Regions from separate parts of the Homo sapiens genome. Here region 2 is linked to region 1. Evidence: read pairs that join two places in POLR2A ChIA-PET (ENCODE). Cell type or tissue: CD4-positive, alpha-beta T cell. All regions are shown on one strand. Each heading gives the region's core, and the rest is flanking DNA. Links, peaks and the distances in the headings are about the cores only.

Region 1 (10,009 bases), core at 699-8,698:
TTCTTAGACTTTCCTTTTCTTTTAATCACTTAGCCTTGTTTCTACCTGAATTGACTTTCTTTTAGCTAAGAGAGCTAGACAGACTTTATCTTGGCTTTTTCACTGGCAGCCCCTTCCTCAAGGACTTAACTTGTGCAAGCTGACTCTTAGCACCTCTAAGAGTGCAATTAACTGATAAGATACTGTGGCGAGCAATATCCGCAGTTCCTAGGAATTTGTCCGATTGATAATGCCTAAAGCCCCACGTCTATCACTTTGTAATAGTCTTAAAGCCCTTGACCTAGAACTGTTTACTTTCCTGTAACAATTTATCCTTTTAACTTTTTTGCCGACTTTACTTCTGTAAAATTCTTTTAACTAGACCCCTTTCCCCTTTCTAAACTGAAGTATAAAAGAAAATCTAGCCCCTTCTTCGGGGCCAAGAGAACTTTAAGTTAGCCATCTCTTGGCTGCCAGCTAAATAAACAGACTTAATTCATGTCAAAGTGTGGCATTTTCTCTAACTCGCTCAAGTACAACATTTGGAGGCCCGAGCGAGAAACGCCACCAGGCGAGAGCCGGGCTCGCTCCGGGCTCCCCCGGAAGGACAGCCGGCTTGTAGGGGGGGTGCCACCTGAAAAATAATTTTCAGGTCCCCAAAAGGTGACCGTCTTCCAGAGGAGAGCGGATCGACTACCGTGTGGATGCCCACAAAAATTCCACCTCTGAGTCCTCAACTTCTGACCCCGAGGTCAGGTAGGTCAGATTTGATTTCAGTTCTAGTAAGAGGGAAGCGGCCCTGATGAGGGCATCCCTCTTTTGACTCTGCCCGTTTCTCTAGGACGCTAGAAGGTAGAGCCCTGTTTTTCTGTTAGGCACCTCTGTGTCTCTTTCTAGGAGGGAAGTGGCCCTGACAGGGGCCCTCTCTTGACTCAGTCCACATCCCAGGATGCTGGAGGACTGAGTCCTGGTTTCTGGCAGACCGATCACTCTCTCTCTCTCTCTCTCTTTTTCTATCTCTCATCTTTCTCTTGTTCCAGTTTCTTGAAGAATCTCCAAGAAAGAAAAAAAAACTGTTATAAACTCTTTGTGAATAATGAATGAATGAGGGAGGACAAGGGCTTGCGCTTGTCCTCCAGTTTGTAGCTCCACGGCGAAAGCTACGGAGTTCAAGTAGACCCTCACCTGCGGTTCCTTGGCGACCTCATAAGGCTTAAGGCAGCATCAGGCATAGCTCGATCTGAGCCGGAAGTTTATACCGGCCTGCCAATGCTAAGAGGAGCCCAAGTCCCCTCAGGGGGAGCGGCCAGGCAGGCATCTGACTGATCCCATCACAGGAACCACTCCCCTTGTCTGTCTAAAAAAAAAAAAAAAAAAAAAGGAAGAAACTGTCATAACTGTTTACATGCTGTAAAGTCAATTGTTTGCCTTATGTTGATTGTTCTGTTCAGTTTCTATTGTCTTGTTAGTAGTTGTGAAAGTTTTGCATGTCAGGACGGTGATATTGCCCAAGACGTCTAAGTAAAAACTTCTTCAAAGTCCTTAGTGCTGATTTTTTGTCACAGGAGGTTAAATTTCTCATCAATCATTTAGGCTGGCCACCACAGTCCTGTCTTTTCTGCCAGAACCAAGTCAAGTGTTGTTACAAGAACAAGTGTGAAAAACATTTTCCTGATTAAGATTTCTAGCACCATGAAAGTTCTAAGTATTTAGATCGTCATACTCCACGTCCAAGTGATTAGACCTCCTCTAAACTAAACCAGTAGTGAGTTCAAAACAGCCACCCTGCAGATTTCCTTGCTCACCTCTTTTATCATTCTGTAACTTTTCCTGTGTCCTTAAGTAGAACACTGTGTAAAGAAACGTACACCCGTACTGCTTTACTTTGTTTAGATTCTTACTCTGTTCCTCTGTGGCTACTCTCCCACCTTAAAAATGATCCGAGTAGTCCTTTTCCACCTCGTCCCTGTCCCCTACCCCGCACATCTCGTTTTCTGGTGCGACAGCAAGTTCAGCGTCTCTAGGACTTGGCTCTGCTCTCACTCCTTAAACCCTTAAAAGAAAAAGCTAAGTTTAAGCTATTTGCCTTTAAGTCATAAAGACACCAAAAGTACTTAAAGTGCAGATCTAGAAGAAGAAGAAGAAGAACGCCTAGATCAAACTGACCCAGAAGATCTCAGGCTGGCTCTAGTCCTCCTCCCTCAATCTTAAAGCTACAGTAATGTAGCAAGTAGTATTAGCTGTTGTAGTTTTTCTGCTCTTTCTAGTCATGTTGCTTCTGTTCTTTCACTACTCTAGTCCCCCAAGAAATAAGTTTCTCTGTCCATGCTAAGTCTATGCTCAAATCTTATTAAATTGCCTTCAAAAAAAAAATAAGAAACACTTCCTCCCAGCCTTATAAAGTTAAAGCCCTCTCCAATGTATGCTGCAGAATTTTCCTCTCAGTTCCTCAGAGGATTATAAAGTCCGCCTTAAAAAAGGCAAGCTCCAGACACTGTGCAAAATAAAATGGCCAAAGTTTAAAGTCAAGTGGCCCCCTGAAGGGTCATTGAACCTCACAATTGTTCAAGCTGTGTGGCAGGTTGTTACTGAAACTCCTAGCCACCCTGATCAGTTTCCCTACATTGATCAATAGCTAAGATTAGTCAGGATCCCCCCTCCATGGCTCCATTCATGCGCCATTCATAATTCTACCTCCAAGGTCCTCCTAAGCCAGACCGCGTTTTCGCCTCCACCCTCAGCCGGTTCAGCTTCCCCTGTACTGCCTCCCTCTGAAGAAGGGGGGAGTCTCCCTCACCCAGTCCCACCGCCTTACAACCAGCCTGCTCCCTTAAAGTTATCCCATGTCTCCTCGACGACGTCCCCTGTAGGCTCGCCACCCATTGCCTCTCAATCATGACCGTGGCAGGCAGGAAGAAGTAGCCCCTCTACTACCACTGAGAGAGGAACAAGTCCCTCCAGGTGACGAGCGCTCAGCACCCTTCTTAGTTTGTGTCCCTTTTTCTGCTTCTGACTTATATAATTAGAAAACTTATAATCCTCCCTTCTCTGAAAAGCCCCAGGCTTTGACCTCTCTGACAGAGTCTGTACTCCGGACTCACTCACCCACCTAAGATGATTGCCAACAGCTCCTTTTAACCCTTTTCACCTCTGAAAAGAAAGAACGTATCTGAAAAGAAGCCAAAAAGTACTTCCTCACATCAGCCAGTGGACCGGAAGGAGAAGCTAGAGACCTCCTTGAGGAGGTCTTTCCCTCTACCCAGCCTAACTGGGACCCAAATTCCTCAAGTAGAAAGGGAGCTTTAGACGATTTTCACCGGTATCTCCTCGCAAGTATTAAAAGAGCCGCTCAGAAACCCATAAACTTGTCTAAGACGACCGAAGTTGTCCAAAGGCCCGATAAGTCACCAAGAACGTTTTTAGAGCGCCTCCAGGAGGCTTATCAGACTTACACCCCTTTTGACCCGGCAGCTCCCGAAAATAGCCGTGCTCTTAATTTAGCATTTGTGGCTCAGGCAGCCCCGGATATTAAAAAGAAACTCCAAAAACTAGAAAGCTTTGCTAGAATAAATATCAGTCAGCTTTCAGAAATAGCCCAAAAAGTTTTTGACCATCAAAAGTTTAAAAAACAAAAACAAGCAACACAGGCAGCTGAAAAGGCTGCTGATAAAGCATTCAAAAGACAAACAAAAATCTTAGTGGCAGCTATCCAAGAAGTACAGAATGAAATATCCCGTTAATTTAGCATTAACTGAAGCCCCTGCTTTAGCCCTCCCCAATGTCTCCATAAAAGCCAAAGAGTTGCTAAAGACGTGCCTTACTCAGACTCTAATACCCTAAAGATGCCCAGTGGTCTATCTAAGAGGCTAGATCCTGTGGCCTGTAGATGGCCAAGTTGTCTGCGAGCCTTAGCGGCTATAGCAAGCCTGGCCCAAGAAGATGATAAGTTAACTCTAAGCCAAAATTTAACCCTTACAGCTCTTCATGCCATAAAGACCTTACTACAAAATGCTTCTGGCAAATAGATGTCAAATGCTCGCATCTTGCAGTATCAAAGTTTACTGTTAGATCAGCCTCGTTTGACTTTCTCTCCCTCAAAGTGTTTCAATCCAGCTACACTACTTCCTGACTCAGACTGCACTATTCCTGCTCATGACTGTCAAGAACTGTTAGAAACTATCAAAACTGGCTGCTCTGATCTTCAAGATGTGCCCCTAGAAGAGGCAGATGCCTCCGTGTTCACAGACAGTAGCAGCTTCCTCAAGCAGGAAGTATGAAAAGCCAGTGCAGCTGTTACCACGGAGACAGATGTGTTGTAAGCTCAAGCTTTACCAGCGAACACCTCCGCACAAAAGGCTGAATTGATCGCCCTCACTCAGGCTCTCCAATAAAGTAGAAAAAACGTATTAACATTTACAGTGACAGCAAGTACACCTTTGCTACTGTGCATGTACGTAAAGCCATCTACCAGGAAAGCAAGCTACTCACCTCAGCAGGTAGCTGTGATCCACTGCAAAGGACATCAAAAAGAAAACACAGCCATTGCCCACAGTAAACAGAAAGCTGATTCAGCAGCTCAGGTCGCAGCGAGACTTTCAGTCACGCCTCTAAACTTGCTGCCCACAGTCTCCTTTCCACAGCCAGATCTGCCTGACAATCCCGTATACTCAACAACAAAAAAACTGGCTTCAGATCTCAGAGCCAATAAAAATCAGGAAAGTTAGTAGATTCTTCCTGACTCTGGAATCTTCATACCCTGAACTCTTAAAGAAACTTTAATCAGTTACCTACAGTCTACCACCCATTTAAGAAGAGCAAAGCTACCTCAGCTCCTCCGGAGCCATTTTAAGATCCCCCATCTTCAAAGCCTAACAGATTAAGCAGCTCTCCAGTGCACAACCTGCGCCCACATAAATGCCAAACAAAGTCCTAAACCCAGCCCAGGCCACTGTCTCTGAAAAAACTCACCAAGAAAAAAGAAATTGACTTTACAGAAGTAAAACCACACCAGACTAAGTACAAATACCTTCTAGTACTAGTAGACACCTTCTCCAGATAGACTAAGGCATTTTCTACCAAAAACGAAACCACCAACACAGTAGTTAAGTTTTTACTCAATGAAATCATCCCTCAATATAGGCTGTCTGCTGCCATAAAGTCTGATAATAGAGCAGCCTTCACCTCGCCTATAGCTCAGTCAGTCAGTAAGGCATTAAACATTCAACAGAAGCTCCATTGTGCCTATCAACCCCAAAGCTTCAGGCAAGTAGGAAGCATGAACTACACCCTAAAAAACACTCCTACAAAATTAATCTTAAAAAAATAGTGTAAATTAAGTAAGTCTCCTTCCTTTAGCCCTACTTAAAGTAAGGTGCACCCTTACCCGGCAAATTTCTCACCTTTTGAAATCATGTATAAGAAGGCACCGCCTATCTTGCCTAAGCTAAGAAATGCCAAATTAGCAGAAATATCGCAAACTAATTTGTTGCAGTACCTATAGTCTCTCCAACAGGTACAAGATATCATCCTGCCACTTGTTCGAGGAGCCCATCCCAATCCAATTCCTGACCAAAGTCCTGCCATTCGTTCCAGCCAGGAGACCTAGTGTTTGTTTAAAAGTTCCAAAAAGAAAGACTCGCTCCTGCTTAGAAAAGACCTCACACCGTCATCCTCATGACGCCAATGGCTCTGAAAGTAGACAGCCTTCCTGCTTAGATTCATCACTCCCGCATCAAAAAGGCCAACAGAGCCCAGCTAAAAACATAAGTCCCCAGGCCTAAGTCAGGCCCTTAAAACTGCACCTAAGTCAGGTGAAGCCATTAGATTCATTCTTTTTACTACCTCACTTATTTGTTTTTGCCCGTAACATCCTCTGTGCCTTCCTACTCCTTTCTCCTCACCTCTTTCACAACAGGACATGTATTTGCAAACACCACTTAGAAGGCCAGTACCTCCAAGGAAGTCTCCTTTGCAGTTGATTTATTTGTACTATTCCCAAAGCCAGCCCATACCCACGAAAAGCAACACAATCTGTCGGTCCCAGGAGCAGGAAGTGTCGACCTTGCAGCAAGATTCAGACACTCCAAGAGCCAAACTAAGTGTGGGAGCTCCAAAAGTGCAGAAAAAAGACTCCAAAATATTGGCTTTTACCTCTGTCCTAGAAATCACCCTGATGTTAGCTGTCAAGATACTTATCAGTTTTCCTGCCCTGATTAGACATATGTAACTTTAGCCACCTACTCTAAAAGATCAACCAGATCTTCAACTCTTTCCACAAGTCGTGCTTCTCATCCTAAATTATGTACTAGAAAAATTGTAATCCTCTTACTATAGCTGTCCATGACCTTAATTCAACTCAATAGTATCATGGCATGTCATGAAGATTAAGATTTTATATCCCAGGATTTAATGTTAAGACTATGTTCACCATCCAAAAAAACCCTAGTCTCATAAAGCCCACCCAAGCCAATCAGGCCTTTAACTGATCTAAGTAACCCTATGTTCCAGAAACACCCTGACAAAGTTGATTTAACTGTTCCTCCACCATTCTTAGTCATAAAAGATACACTCCAGAAAGGGCAAGAAAATCTAGATAAGAGCCAACAAGAACAAGAAAATAACATCCCCTAGTATCAAAGCATGTTCAACTAGAACCCAGAGCTAACTATTCTAATTACTAAGTTAGCCAGACCCCCTCCCCATCCTACTATTAAGTCTAATTTTTGGACCTTGTATATTAAATTAGTTTATTAATTTTGTAAAACAACACGTAGCTTCTGTCAAACTTATGTATCTTAAGACTCAATATAACCCCCTTGTTATAACTGAAGAATCAACAATTTGATTCCCCAAAAACACGAGTGAGGAATGTAATGCCCAACCTTGTTTTTACTAACCCTGTTCTTAGACTCTCCCTTTCTTTTAATCACCTAGCCTTATTTCCACCTGAATTGACTCTCCCTTAGCTAAGAGAGCCAGACAGACTCCATCTTGGCTCTTTCACTGGCAGCCCCTTCCTCAAGGACTTAACTAGTGCAAGCTGACTCCCAGCACATCTAAGAATGCAATTAACTGATAAGATACTGTGGCGAGCAGTATCCGCAGTTCCCAGGAATTCCTCCAATTGATAACGCCCAAAGCCCCGCGTCTATCACCTTGTAATAGTCTTAAAGCCCCTAGACCTAGAACTGTTTACTTTCCTGTAACAATTTATCCTTTTAACTTTTTTGCCTACTTCTGTACAATTGTTTTAACTAGACCCCCCTCCCCTTTCTAAACCAAAGTATAAGAGAAAATCTAGCCCCTTCTTTGAGGCCGAGAGAACTTTAAACGTTAGCCATTTCCTGGCCGCCGGCTAAATAAACAGACTCTTAATTCATCTCAAAGTGTGGCATTTTCTCTAACTCGCTCAAGTACAACACATCCAGCAGGCACGAAATCCACTCTAAAATGCTGTCCTGGGATAGTGAAGATGATGTTGCTGGAAATATCCTTACATGGCATGTGGATGAGTTCCCCCAGAGGCATACATGTTGAGCTAAATACTTTGCTGATGAAGGGTACAAGTTGAAGGGGTTTTGAACGGCAGAGTGAGGTTCCTCAGAAGGCTGTTGCTACAGAAAGACAGGAGGAGAAATTACATGGCCAGATAGAGTGGCATGACCATTGGATAAGGACTTTTTGTTTGTTTTTCAGATGGAGTTTTACTCTTGTTGCCCAGGCTGGAATGCAATAGCACGATCTCAGCTCACCGCAACCTACTCCCAGGTTCAAGCGATTCTCCTGCCTCAGCCTCCCTAGTAGCTGGGATTACAGGCATGTGCCACCATGCCCGGCTAATTGTGTATTTTTTGTAGAGATGGGCTTTCTCCATGTTGGTCAGGCTGGTCTTGAACTCCCGACCTCAGGTGAACTGCCCGCCTTGGCCCCCCAAATTGCTGGGATTACAGGCGTGAGTCACCGTGCCCAGCCTGGATGAGGGTCTTTAGCAAAGATGGAAGTTTTGGTACCTTGCAGTTTAGTCTCTTCATTTATGTCCTCCTGAAATCTTCAGGAATAGCACTATTTTGTCAATACTTCTGGGGTCGTACTTAGGGGGACTTAAAGGAGATGTGATGTGGCAGCCTTTGACTCAAGGGAGCATCATACTAGCTCAAAGAGATCTGGGTACATGCCAGTTGAACCAACTCTTCTGAGGATGTGATAGATCCTGGGAGGCCACTCTGATCCCGCCAACCTTGAGGCCAGATGAGTCTTTGAAAAACATGGTTTGGCTTAACACCAGCACTTAGTGGTGTTAATACCCACCATGAATCTTGCTAAACTGAAGCTATACAGATACCTTTTCAAAAGATTTTTTTTCATTCCAGATCCTTCTTAGAAATTCCTAAGGCTCAATGCTGTGTGGAAGGTTCTGAGAAAGAAAATAGTTTCCGATCTTTGGGATTCCCGAGATGGTCCAATCTGCAAAAAGTTCATTGCCATTTCCATCAAGGACACTGAGAACAAGAGTCTTATCTGGATTGGATGCTGGGAATTGAGAAGCTTCAGCAGGTGGGAAATGCACCCTCCACAGGCTCACACCCTTGTGGGCTGTTTCAGTTACCTATTGCACCTAAAATTAGAAACTTTAAACCACAACAAGCCATTATTGCTCATGAACCTGTGAGTTGTATGGGGACTTCCTGGCTGGTTTAACCTGGGCTCATTTGTGTGGCTACCTGCAGCTGGAGGGCCAGCTGGGCGGAACATCCAGGATGGCCTCATGCACGTGCCTGGCAGTTGGTGCTGGTTGTCAGCCGGGGAAACTTGTTTTCCTCCATGTGGCCCCTCGCCCTCCAGAGCCCCTCTCCAAATGGCCCTTTAAGCAGGATAGCCAAGGTTTGCTTGGTGCCAGCATCCAAGAGGGCAAAAATATGGAAACTACGAGAGGGCTCTCAAGGCCTAAGACTATTTGCACCCCAAAAATCTGAGGTCTCAGTTAATTCAGAAAGTTTGTTTTGCCAAGGTTGAGGACGCATGCCTGTGACACAGCCTCAGGAGGTCCTGACAACATGTGCTTAAGGTGGTAGGGACACAGCTTGGTTTGACACATTTTAGAGAGACATGAGACATCAATCAATATGTGTAAGATGTACATTGGTTCAGTCTGGAAAGGCGGGACAACTCCAGGTGAAGGTGAAGGTGAGACAAGGGGAAGGGGCTTCCAGGTCATAGGTAGTTAAGAGACAAATAGTTGCATTCTTTTGAGTTCCTGATTAGCCTCTCCAAATGAGGCAATCAGATATATATTTATCTCAGTGAACAAAGGGGTGACTGAATAGAATGGGAGGCAGGTTTCCCCTAAGCAGTTCCCAGCTTGACTTTTCTCTTTAGCTTAGTAACTTTTTTTTGGGTGGAGGGACAGAGTCTCGCTCTGTTGCCCAGGCTGGAGTGCAGTGGTACGATCTCGACTCACTGCAACCTCCAACTCCAGGGTTCAAGCAATTTCCCTGCCTCAGCCTCCCAAGTAGCTGGGATTACAGGCACCTGCCACCACGCCTGGCTAATTTTCATATTTTTTAGTAGAGACGGGGTTTTGTCATGTTGGCCAGGCTGGTCTTGAACTCCTAACCTCAGGTGATCTGCCCGCCTCAGCTTCCCAAAGTGCTGGGATTACAGGCGTGAGCCACCGAGCCCAGCCTAGCTTAGTGATCTTGGGGCCCCAAGCTTTATTTTCCTTTCACGGCTAGAAGTTGGTCACCATCACTTTGGCAGCATTCCACTGGCCAAAGCAAGTCATAGGCAGCCCAGATTCATGTAGAGGAGTATAAACTCTACCTCTTAAAGGAAAGATTGGTTCAATTACACTGCACGAGCATTTGCAGAAAGTTGTACCCATCTTTGGAAACTACCACACACACACACACACTTTACATGCAACCCTCCCTTGAGGTGCATCTACTTCCAGGCAGAACCAAAACTTGAAAGTACTCGACAGAAGAAAAGTAGTGTCCTAAATGCCAGTTCTCTTCTTACTCAACTTCAGCCT
Region 2 (10,009 bases), core at 921-8,920, 68 kb after region 1:
GGAATTTCAGGCTGCAGTGGGCTATGACTGCATCACTGTACTCCAGCTAGAACTTGTCTCAAAAAAAAAAAAAAAGTGCTGCAATTGACATTACTTTATCATTTGAAAAGAGGGACAGACAAGAAAGGTATTTGGCATTTACCAAGCAATTACCCAGAATCCTCATCCCATCCTACCCCCACCCTTCCCCTAAAAATGTATGTATATGTTTTTATACCATAAAAAATACATCTCTTTGGCTCTGGAACCAGATTGCTTGGGTTCAATTACCTGATCTAGCATTTGCTCCTGATGACTCAGTGCAGAAAAGCTCTGTAACTCAGTTTCCCCAGCTGTAAAATGGGGAATGGCGCCTTTACTGGGCTGCCATGAGGGTAAAGGAGGGAACGTATATTTATGAAGCATTCAGAACAATTCATGATACATAGTAAGCTCTATATATTTGAGCTTATTATTACTGTCAGTACGATTATCATCATCTTGCTGTTTCCAATGGGTACGATTTCTACATTCTCTTTCTTAAAGACCTTTAAATCCTTGGTATTCTCTCCACCACCACAGAGAGCAGTGTCCTTGTAGTTTAAATTTGCAAAGACTTCATGGATCCAATAAGCATGACATTAACTAAGGGACAGTTTTCTTTCAGTGGATTGGAATCTAAAATGGCTTTTTTATTGTTATTATTGGCCAGGCTGGTCTCGAACTCCTGACTTCAAGTGATCCCCCCACCTCACCCTCCCAAAGTGTGCTGAGATTACAGGCATGAGCCACCATGCCCAGCCCTCATTCTCTTCTTTTATAAGGACACCAGTCATTGCATCTGCCCCCTCACCAGCAGCCCCCAATCCAGGATGACTCATCGTTACTTGATTACATCTAGAAAGACCATATTTCCAAATAAGGTCACATTCCTGGGTACCGAGGATTAAGATTTCCAATTTTTTCCCTGACTCAATTTTTTTTTGAGTCAGGGCCTCACCCTGTCACCCAGGCTGGAGTACAGTTATGTGATTATAGCTCACTGCAGCCTCAAACTCCTGGGCTCAAGGGATCCCCTGACCTCAGCCTTCCAAGTGGCTGAGACTACAGGAGCACACCATCATGCCCAACTAATTTTTTTGTTTTTTTGTGTTTTTTTTTTTTTCTACAGGTTAGGTCTCACTCTGTTGACCATGCTGGTCTGACCTCAAGCGATCCTCTTGCCTTGGCCTCCCAAAGCACTGGGATTACAGGCGTTATCCCATGCCTGGCCCTCTTTCTACATCTCAATCATTGTATCATTAGCCTGAGCTGCCCATAGTCCTTATTCTGCCCAACCCTGGCCAACCTCCTCCTTTAACATAACTTCCATCTCGATATGATGGGGCCTGCTGGGCACTGCAAACAGCCTAAGGAAAGTGGAAACTTTACTTAACCTTAAATTCTATTACAAAGTCTACATTGAACGTAATTTATATTTGAACTATAAAAATTTTCTGTAAGTTGACACATGACCTATAAAGGACTCTACACCCTGAAGCAACGTTTTAGAAAGAAATTAATTGGTCCTTTTCTGCAGAAACCATTAACCATAGGAGAGATAAAGGAAAAACTTCAATGTACTGATTGAACTTCCATGCCCATAGCTTAACTTCTAAAAGGCAACCATTCCATACTGTTAAACTGACTTAGGTTGCTATTACTGTTATTAAAGAGACCCTCAAAGCCAGAAGTTGAATCTTGACTGTAGTTCTTGCACGTACACGCACACTCTTGCAACTGAAACCACTCAGATTGTCCTAATGCTGCTCCCCATAGCAACATCACCTGGAATTTTACGTTTGTTTTTAAGCATCATTCGTAATCTTTACTTGCAACTGAACACACCGCACCTGTGAGAGCCACGTGACATTAAAAAAATCCCTTCAGTGAGGCCAGGCATGGTGGCTCACTCCTGTAATCCCAGCCCTTTGGGAGGCCAAGGCAGGTGGATCATGATGTCAAGAGATTGAGACCATCCTGGCCAACATGGTAAAACCCAGTCTCTACTAAAAATACAAAAATTAGCTGGGCGTGGTGACGCGTGCCTGTACTCCCAGCTACTCGAGAGGCTGACGCAGGAGAATTGCTTGAGCCCGGGAGGCAGAGGTTGCAGTGAGCCGAGATTGGGCCACTGCACTCCAGCCTGGCAACAGAGGGAGACTGCCTGAAACAAAAAAATCCCTTCAGTGCCTTGATCCTTCCAGATTCAGATCCAAGAGAGATGACATTTGTCCCTCACCAGAGACTGCACACCAAGATAAAGATTTCTTCTGGCCAGGCGTGGTGGCTCACGCCTGTAATCCCAGCAATTTGGGAGGCAGAGGTGGGTGAATCACCTGAGGTCAGGAATTTGAGACCAGCCTGGCCAACGTGTTCAAACCCCGTCTCTACTAAAAATACAAAAATGGCCCGGCATAGTGGCTCTCGCCTGTAATCCCAGCTACTCAGGAGGCTGAGGCAGGAGAATCGCTTGAACCTGGGAGGTGGAGGTTGCAGTGAGCCGAGATCGCGCCATTGCACTCCAGCCTGGGCAACAAGAGAGCAAAACTCCATCTCCAAAAAAAAAAGAAAAAAAGATTTCTTCTGTGTGCATGGCTCAGCTCTGTGGTCCACTAGCGTCCTTCTTCAATCCGTTTCCAATCTATGGAATCAGGAAAGACTGAACCAACCTAGATTAATATTTTAGTATAACATAATACAGTGTTATTTACTATGGCATTGACCGTATATGCCCTTTTGCTCCTTGGAGGAAAGACAATTAATAGCTATTATGTGAGTTAATAAAATAAGCCCAGGATTTCTGAGTATAACTAACCTGTTCCCATTGATTTTCCTTGTCTCCTGCAGGCAGAGAGCTGATCAAAACAGCAAAAGCAAAGCAGTGCCCCTGGCCCAGTTCTGAAGCCAACCTTCCTTAATCACCCAGACCCATCCCTGGTTAGGACTTGCTGTGGATTCTCACGTGACTCCATCTCAGGCTACAGGGACTGAGAGGGTGTATGCAACATCTCAGACCCAGAAACCGTTGATTCTGCCTAAAAACACAGCAATAACCACATCTCATCCTCTTGATTTAAATGAAAGGGTATGGGGGAATAAAAGATGAACCTTTTTTTTTCTTTGTCAGATCTTGCGCTCATTTGGTTCTGGTGGGGAACAACAGCTATAAGAGAACAAGTGTATTCAATTAGAATTAATTCCCCCTCTTATTCTCATAGCTGAGCAGGGCTCAAGTGCCTCTCATCTGAAAGAGGTAATAAGATTTAATCTGTCTCCTCATCTACCTTCTGCAAGTATACTTAACAAATTAGCTCTCGGGACTCTTCCAAATGGAGTTTTATGAGGAATTTGCTAAGGTAAACGTTTTAGACTTTGAACACAGTTCAGATTTCAGGGACAGTACTGAAATCTGAACTGTGTTGCTAACTGCCCTGCCTTTCAACTCAAGACACAATAACTTTGAACTAAAATAATTATATTTTTGTTGTTTTCCACTCTGTCCCCACGTCTATATCACCACAACCCCCAATCCCACCCCGCAGGAGCTAACTCCTCCTTCCTGTCCCCGCAAGATCAAAACTCCTCCTGCAAGCCCCGCTAGCTCTGTCTGCTCACCTTCGTGGCAGATATGCTATTGTACTTTTACACTCATTTGTGTGATAAATACTTCAATGTCCACTTCTTCCACGAGCCCCTGAGCCCCTGGAGGGCCTGGACAACACCGAGTTTTTCTCACCGTTACATCTCCGTTGTCAGGCACTTAATAAGTATTTGGTGAACGAATGGCTTGTTTGGTGACACTCCAAAGGCTGGGGGACAGAGGTAAAGCTCCCTCCTTTTGGGCCCCAGACGGGTGGCGCTGATGGAGAGAGGAGGCTAGGATAAGGCCTCCAGGACCGAAGCGCGCACCCGTAAGGCCCCTGCTAAAAAGACCTTCCTGAAGGCGGAGGAACTGCGAGTGCCTACGTTAGCCCAAGGCCTGACCTGACGATCCCAGGGACCCTCGCTCTAACTGGCCCCGCCTCCCGGGCCCCAAACCCGGACTCGGCCCCGCCCGAAGCTCCGGATCCTGGGGCCCGCCCCTGGCCCCGCGTCGGCAGACCGTGGGCTCGCTCCTGGACCTGCCTCAAACCCTCCGCAGGTAACGCCTCCCGAACTTGAGCCACATTCCGATCCCCTCCTCAAACCCCTCCCCGTTTCCCACACCCTGGACCCCTCGCTCCGTCTCGGCCCCGCCCCAAGCCCAGCTAGGTCTGGGCCCCTGAGCCCAGCCCCGACCGGCCTCCCAGTCCCTGGGTCCCTCCCGACACCGGCCCCTCCCTAAGCTCCGCCTCCCAGGGCCCGCCTCCTGAGCGCAGCCCGCAGCCTGGACTCCGCCCCGCCTCCCGGACCCTGGGCCCCTCCCCACGTGGGCCCGTCCTAAGCTCCGCCTCCCAGAGTCCGCGCACCGCCTGGCCATGTGCTAAGACATAGTCAACGCCCCGCCCCGGCCCCGCCTCCTGAGCCCTTCTCTGGGTCTGGCCTTAGCCCCGCCCTAGGACCTGTCTCCTGGGCTCTGCTCCGAGTCCCGCCTCCTGAACCCAATGGCGTTTATCCCCGCCCTAATGCCCGCCTCCAGGACTCTTATCCTGCCCTCACGCAAGGCACCGCCTCCAGGACGCCACCAACCTGGACGCTTCCGAAGCCCAGCTTCCAGGATCGCCCTATCCTGGCCCCGCCCCAGGACCCGCCAACCTGGAATCTACCCAGGACCTGCCCCAACGACGTTAATTCTGGCCCTACCCCAGGCCTCGCTCTCATGACGCTCATCCTGGCCCCACCCCAGGCCCCACCCTCCTAAGCTCATCTTGGCCCCGCCCTAGCGCCCGCCCCCAGGACGCTCCTCCTGACCCTACCCCTAGGCCCCGCCACCTCTCTGCCTCCGCGCACTACCCTGGGCCCGCCCCCTTTTCAGTCCAGGCCCGGCTTCCGCCCGGTCTCCTGGCAACGCTGCGGCCCCGCCCACGTCATGGCGCCTGAGGAGAACGCGGGTACCAAACTCTTGCTGCAGAGTTTCGAGCGCCGCTTCCTAGCGGCGCGCACACTGCGCTCCTTCCCCTGGCAGGTGGGCGGCGGGGCGAGCGGAGAGGCCTGCGGGGCTTGCGGAAGTCCAGGGGCAGACGGGATGGGTCTCCCTGCTGAAACCCCCGGCGCTCCTGCCACGTGAGTTCCTGGGCTCTCCCCGGTCAGGGCCACGAGACCCGGTCCCCGTCCCTGGGGCCTGGCCAGAGTCGCTCTCACCCCTCCTGCCCCGCGAGCTGGCGGCGGAAGCTGGGGGCGTCTCCACAGTCTTGGGGGGCAGACGCGCGCTCGGTGTGGGGTACAGTTCACGATCATTTTCATGACTTTTTAAAGGCAGTAATCGTTCTGGTCACTGGGACACAGCTGCCCTCGCCCATTCTAAAAAGTCAGCACCCTCAGGCCCGCGGGTAACCACCTCCTCCTGAGCACGGTGACCAGGTCAAAGGCTGTCCCTCGGGCCTCAGTGTTCTCATCTGTATGTCGAGCACTGCACAGAATCAGCTCATGCGCTGAGGCTTTCACTCCTGTGATGGAAGAGACAGAGAAGGGGGTGGCCTCTCCTCTCCCTGGGGACCTGCCATTCTCAGCACAGGCGCATGGCAGGCAGCAGCCTCCCTTCTGCCAGCAGAGGGGCTTAATGCACCCTGCTCCATTTGTAATTCATGTGCGGTGAGCTCACTGGGATGAGTCAGTTTGGATATATATTCCTCCCTGGGTCTGCCCCATTTTATGGGGTGTTGCTTAATCATTTGCGTTATTCCATTGACATGAAATATTTAGCACTCAGAGATCATTTCTGGTCAGGAGAAATTTGTGCATTTTTAACCCAAAATAGAAACCTTCATAAAAGCATCATAGGTCTCCATTCAGTATTGACTATAATTGTTCACATGCCCACGCTGAATGCTAACTTGGGCTCACCATCAACACCCACGAGGTGGGTACTATTATTATCACTCACATTTGACCAGAGGGATTGTTTGATTAGGGTGTAGTAGTTGAGAGTTCAGACCCAGGAGACAGCCTGCCTGCTTCAAATCCTGGCCCAACCCCTGGCCCTGTGTGACCTTGGGCAAGTGACTGCATCTCTCTGTGCTGTTGTTTTCTTATTAATAAAATGGTTGATATAATGATACCTACCTCTTAGGGTTGTTGTCAGCGTTGAGTACAAAAGCCTGTGGATCAGTGCCTGGCTCATGGCAAATGCATGTCGGTGTTAGCTAGTGTTTTTATTCAGTCTCAAAATGTTTAATAAATGCCTTCCGTGAGCCAAGCACCATGGATCAGCAGTACCCATGATAGATGAGGCTCTGCTTGCATGGGAGAGCTAGAGAATAAACAAATAAATGAATAAACAAGAAAAGACCAGATGAGAGTGGCTTTAAAGCCAAGAAAACAGGGGAATGGTGAATGGACCAACTGGGAAGAAGAGTCACTAAAGTCGGGGAATCAGGGAAGCCTTCCCCAAAGACGTGGCATTTGAACTGGGGCCTGAGTGGTGAAGCAGCCAGCCATGGGAAGGGTTTGGGGAACAGGATATGCAAAGGCCCTGTGGTGGAAACAAGCCAGCTGTGGTTGAGGAACAACAGCAATGCAGCCAGTGTGGCTGGAGTGGAGTGAGCAGTGTGGGCCAGGGGTGAGGGAGAACAGGCCAGAGAGAGGGATTAGGACCAGGTCTTGTAGGGCCTTTTATGGCATGGAAGGAGCTCTGAAGCAATGAAGTGCCTTGCTGTGTGTCACATACCAGCCGAGACAGTCTGCCTAACTCGGGAGCCAAAGCTTGCTGCTGGACTTGCCACTGTAAGAGGACAATGTAACCCAGGCTGGTATGGGCACATTCTGCATTTCCACTTAAACTCAGATGGCAAGCCCATCAAACCTTGGTGCCATGGCTGCCCTGGTAATTCCTGGCTGACCAGTGCAACCAGGGAGCTGGCCCATGACCCGGGTGGCCGCTAAGTAGCCAGGACTAATGCGGCCAAGAGTCAGCCTTCTTCCTGTGACTCATCCAGGTGCACCCTGCGACATCTGAAGGTCAGGCTTTCAGCCGCTGTGGCTTCCACTTCCAACTGGCTCCGCGTCCCCAGGGAGGGATCACATAGCGCTTTGCCAACACATTCTATTGCGTGTTTTAATGTTCCTGTGAATGCGCCCTTGAGATTTCTCTCTCTCCCGTCCACACGGAGCTTAGAAGCAAAATTAAGAGACTCATCAGATTCTGAGCTGCTGCGGGATATTTTGCAGAAGGTAAGAATTCCAGAGTCCCTGGGACTCATGACCCTGCCTCCTGAATCTCTCCGGAAGACCTGAGAGAAGAACCACAGGTTCTTTAAAAACACCCCTGTTCAAAGAACAAAACCATTGAGTCAGCACTGCAGGTAGGTGTCAGCACCTCCGACAGCTCCTGCGCTTTTGTTTTCTATCTAAGACTTAGACAAAGACATCAGAATATACAAAAATCTGCATGAGGGGGGAAATCTAGGGAATGTTTTTTAAACTATCCTCAGCAAAAACAGAGATGACAGGTGCAAAACAGCTTCTAGCATTTGGTGGATGCTCAGAGACTTTCTTTTTTGCATTCCTGAGGCCTGTCCTGCCCACTCCTGTCTCCTCTAGACCTAAATGGGCCCTTGCTTTGCCCAGGGTGGGGTTTGGACTCAAGTGCATCTGCATGCAGGTGACAGCCAGGATCACCACCCGGCCCAGCCACAGCGTGACCTTGGCCTTGAGGGCCAAGTGCAGATCACCCTGCATCCTGGGTCTTCACCTTCGAAGGGCCATGAGCCCTTCAGAAAAGACAAAGCAATAGACTCCCTCCCAGAAAGAAGTGCACCAGAAGAATACATTTTCCATACAAACTCAGGGGAGGCAGACATCCTCCACCCCCACCCACCCAGCCCATCCTAGGAGCCCCAGTGAAGAATTCCTGTGCTAGAGGTGAACCAAGATGATCCACTTGGAAAAGATGCAGCCACAGCAGGGAAGACTTTCGGGGCAATACAGTAGGTCAGGGCTTCGAGCATGGAGATACCTGAAGTTATCTCGCACCCTGCTCTGAGTTTCACCCTGAGCCTCACTCTCGTAGGTGGTGAAGCATGAAATGTAGGGAGAGCTGCTTTAAAACCCAGCACAAGGCTGGGTGCACTGGTTCACACCTGTAATCCCAGGACATTGGGAGGCTGAGGTGGACGGATCACCTAAGGTCAGGAGTTCAAGACCAGCCTAGCCAACATGGCAAAAACCCATCTCTACTAAAAATTTAAAAAATTAGCTGGGCGTGGTGGTGCACGCCTATAGTCCCAGCTACTTGGGAGGCTGAGGCAGGAGAATCGCTTGAACCCAGGAGGCGGAGGCTGCGGTTAGCCAAGATCGGGCCACTGCACTCCAGCCTGGGCAACAGAGAGAGACTGTGTCAGAAAAAATGAAAAACCAGCACCAGCATGAAGAGCCTGTGTATTGCATGGGGTACTTTGCTGCCCTTGGGCAGAATCTGCATCCCTCCCAGCCAGCAGGCACTGCGGACTGTCTCCTCCCTCTCCCTCCAGGCTCCTGTTTTCCCACCGTCCCCACTCCTGCTGCACCAGTGCATCTGCCCTCCTTTCCAAGTGCCAGCCTGTGGCCACCTCAGAGCTTGCACCAGCTGTTCCCACTGCCTGGAACTTGCTCATCCTGCACTTGGCTTCTCTCGGCTTTAGCTGGAGTGTCACCCTGAGCGTCCCCTCCCCTCCATCCTGTCCCCAGGGACACACACTCCAAGAGAGCAGTTGCCGAGTGGGCCTTCCCGCCTCTTCCATAGAGCCAGACAGTTGGCGACTGTCCTTACTGCAAGCCCTGGTTCACACTGGCTCCCCTGGGAGGGAGGTGGTTTAGGCCCACGTGCCCTGTGTTCCTGCTCAGAATGGGCATTAGAAATGCTGCAATATCCTGTGCCACTGCAGTGGAAGCATCTTTAGGAAACGGCTTATATCTTAAGACAAACTTCAGATGCGTGGGGCCAGAACGCCGTGTCCATCTACATCTTTGCTGAGGGATCGGGTAGCCTGGAGTTTGCCCTCTGCTGTGTTGGCTTGAAGCTCATAGGAGACTTAAGACGGGCTCTCGAGCAACCAACGTTCTGTCCTTTGCTGTAGACTGTGAAGCATCCTGTGTGTGTGAAGCACCCGCCATCAGTCAAGTGTGCCCAGTGCTTTCTCTCAGAACTCATCAAAAATGTCAGCAATGGGCAGTGTCCGCCCAGTAGCTGGACAGCATAGCCACCTGCGTGCTGGAGCCCCCGTCCTTCCCAGGCCCTGGGCCTGCTTTGCCAATACCAGCATGGCAGGGGCCTCCCCAGGCAACTGGCTGCAGCTGAGTGTGACCCATGGGAGACAGTGCAGGGCAGGAAGAAGGGGAGACCAGCGTCTCTCCCTCACTCTGCCTCATGGGGTTTCCACAGCAGCTGCTTCTCTGGGGCCCCAGCTCCTAGAATATGAATTCTCATTCCTACCAGGCTGGTCCAGCCCACAGCACTGGAACCCTCATCCACACCCTCTGTCCTGCCCGCTGAAGGGTTTGGAGTTTCCTGCTCTTGTCTGTCTCTGGGTTGCCCCACAGGCCCCTGTTGGAAGATTTAGCTCTTGCCATACCTTTGGAACTAGTTCCTCTGTGAATTCTCTGCATTGATCCTGCTGGAATGAGCTCTTTCCTGACTGATACAGGATGGATTTTATTTTTTACTTATTTATTTAGTTTTTTGAGACAGTCTCACTGTGGTGCCCAGGCTGGATTACCGTGGCACAATCTCGGCTCACTGAAACCTCTACCTCCTGGGTTCAAGCAACTCTCGTGCCTAAGAAGCTGGGACTACAGGCACACGCCACCATGCCTGGCTAATTTTTGTATTTTTAGTAGAGATAGAGTTTCACCATGTTGGCCAGGCTGGTCTCGA

What was found. Peaks named below come from ENCODE experiments on the same cell type or tissue, not always from the same donor. Only the 100,000 strongest peaks of a DNase experiment are listed, where the experiment ranks them.
Region 2: POLR2A ChIA-PET joins it to region 1 with 10 read pairs; 4 of 35 experiments call an interaction of 5 or more read pairs at or near these places.

The regions. Positions count from the first base shown.
Region 1 is chr3:130,174,074-130,184,082 of GRCh38, reverse strand. It overlaps LOC107986133 (a long non-coding RNA gene), which reads left to right. Exons shown (of 4, transcript XR_001740907.2): 2 at 8,349-8,532. LOC124906285 (a long non-coding RNA gene) reads right to left here and starts at 4,549. Exons shown (of 3, transcript XR_007096082.1): 1 at 3,089-4,549; 2 at 1,165-1,336. RefSeq lists an enhancer at 8,486-8,545. In CD4-positive, alpha-beta T cell, for the core only: no CTCF peak of the experiment used is centred there; a DNase peak (open chromatin) is centred at 4,372; H3K4me3 peaks cover 688 bases; H3K27ac peaks cover 1,710 bases.
Region 2 is chr3:130,106,493-130,116,501 of GRCh38, reverse strand. It overlaps LINC02021 (long intergenic non-protein coding RNA 2021), which reads right to left and starts at 4,795. Exons shown (of 3, transcript NR_146653.1): 1 at 4,690-4,795; 2 at 3,758-3,880. It overlaps LOC124909432 (a long non-coding RNA gene), which reads left to right. Exons shown (of 3, transcript XR_007096083.1): 3 at 2,869-3,142. It also overlaps the pseudogene FAM86HP. RefSeq lists silencers at 4,095-4,264, 4,335-4,384 and enhancers at 5,385-5,434, 5,535-5,724. In CD4-positive, alpha-beta T cell, for the core only: no CTCF peak of the experiment used is centred there; DNase peaks (open chromatin) are centred at 4,015, 4,461 and 4,931; H3K4me3 peaks cover 2,215 bases; H3K27ac peaks cover 1,187 bases.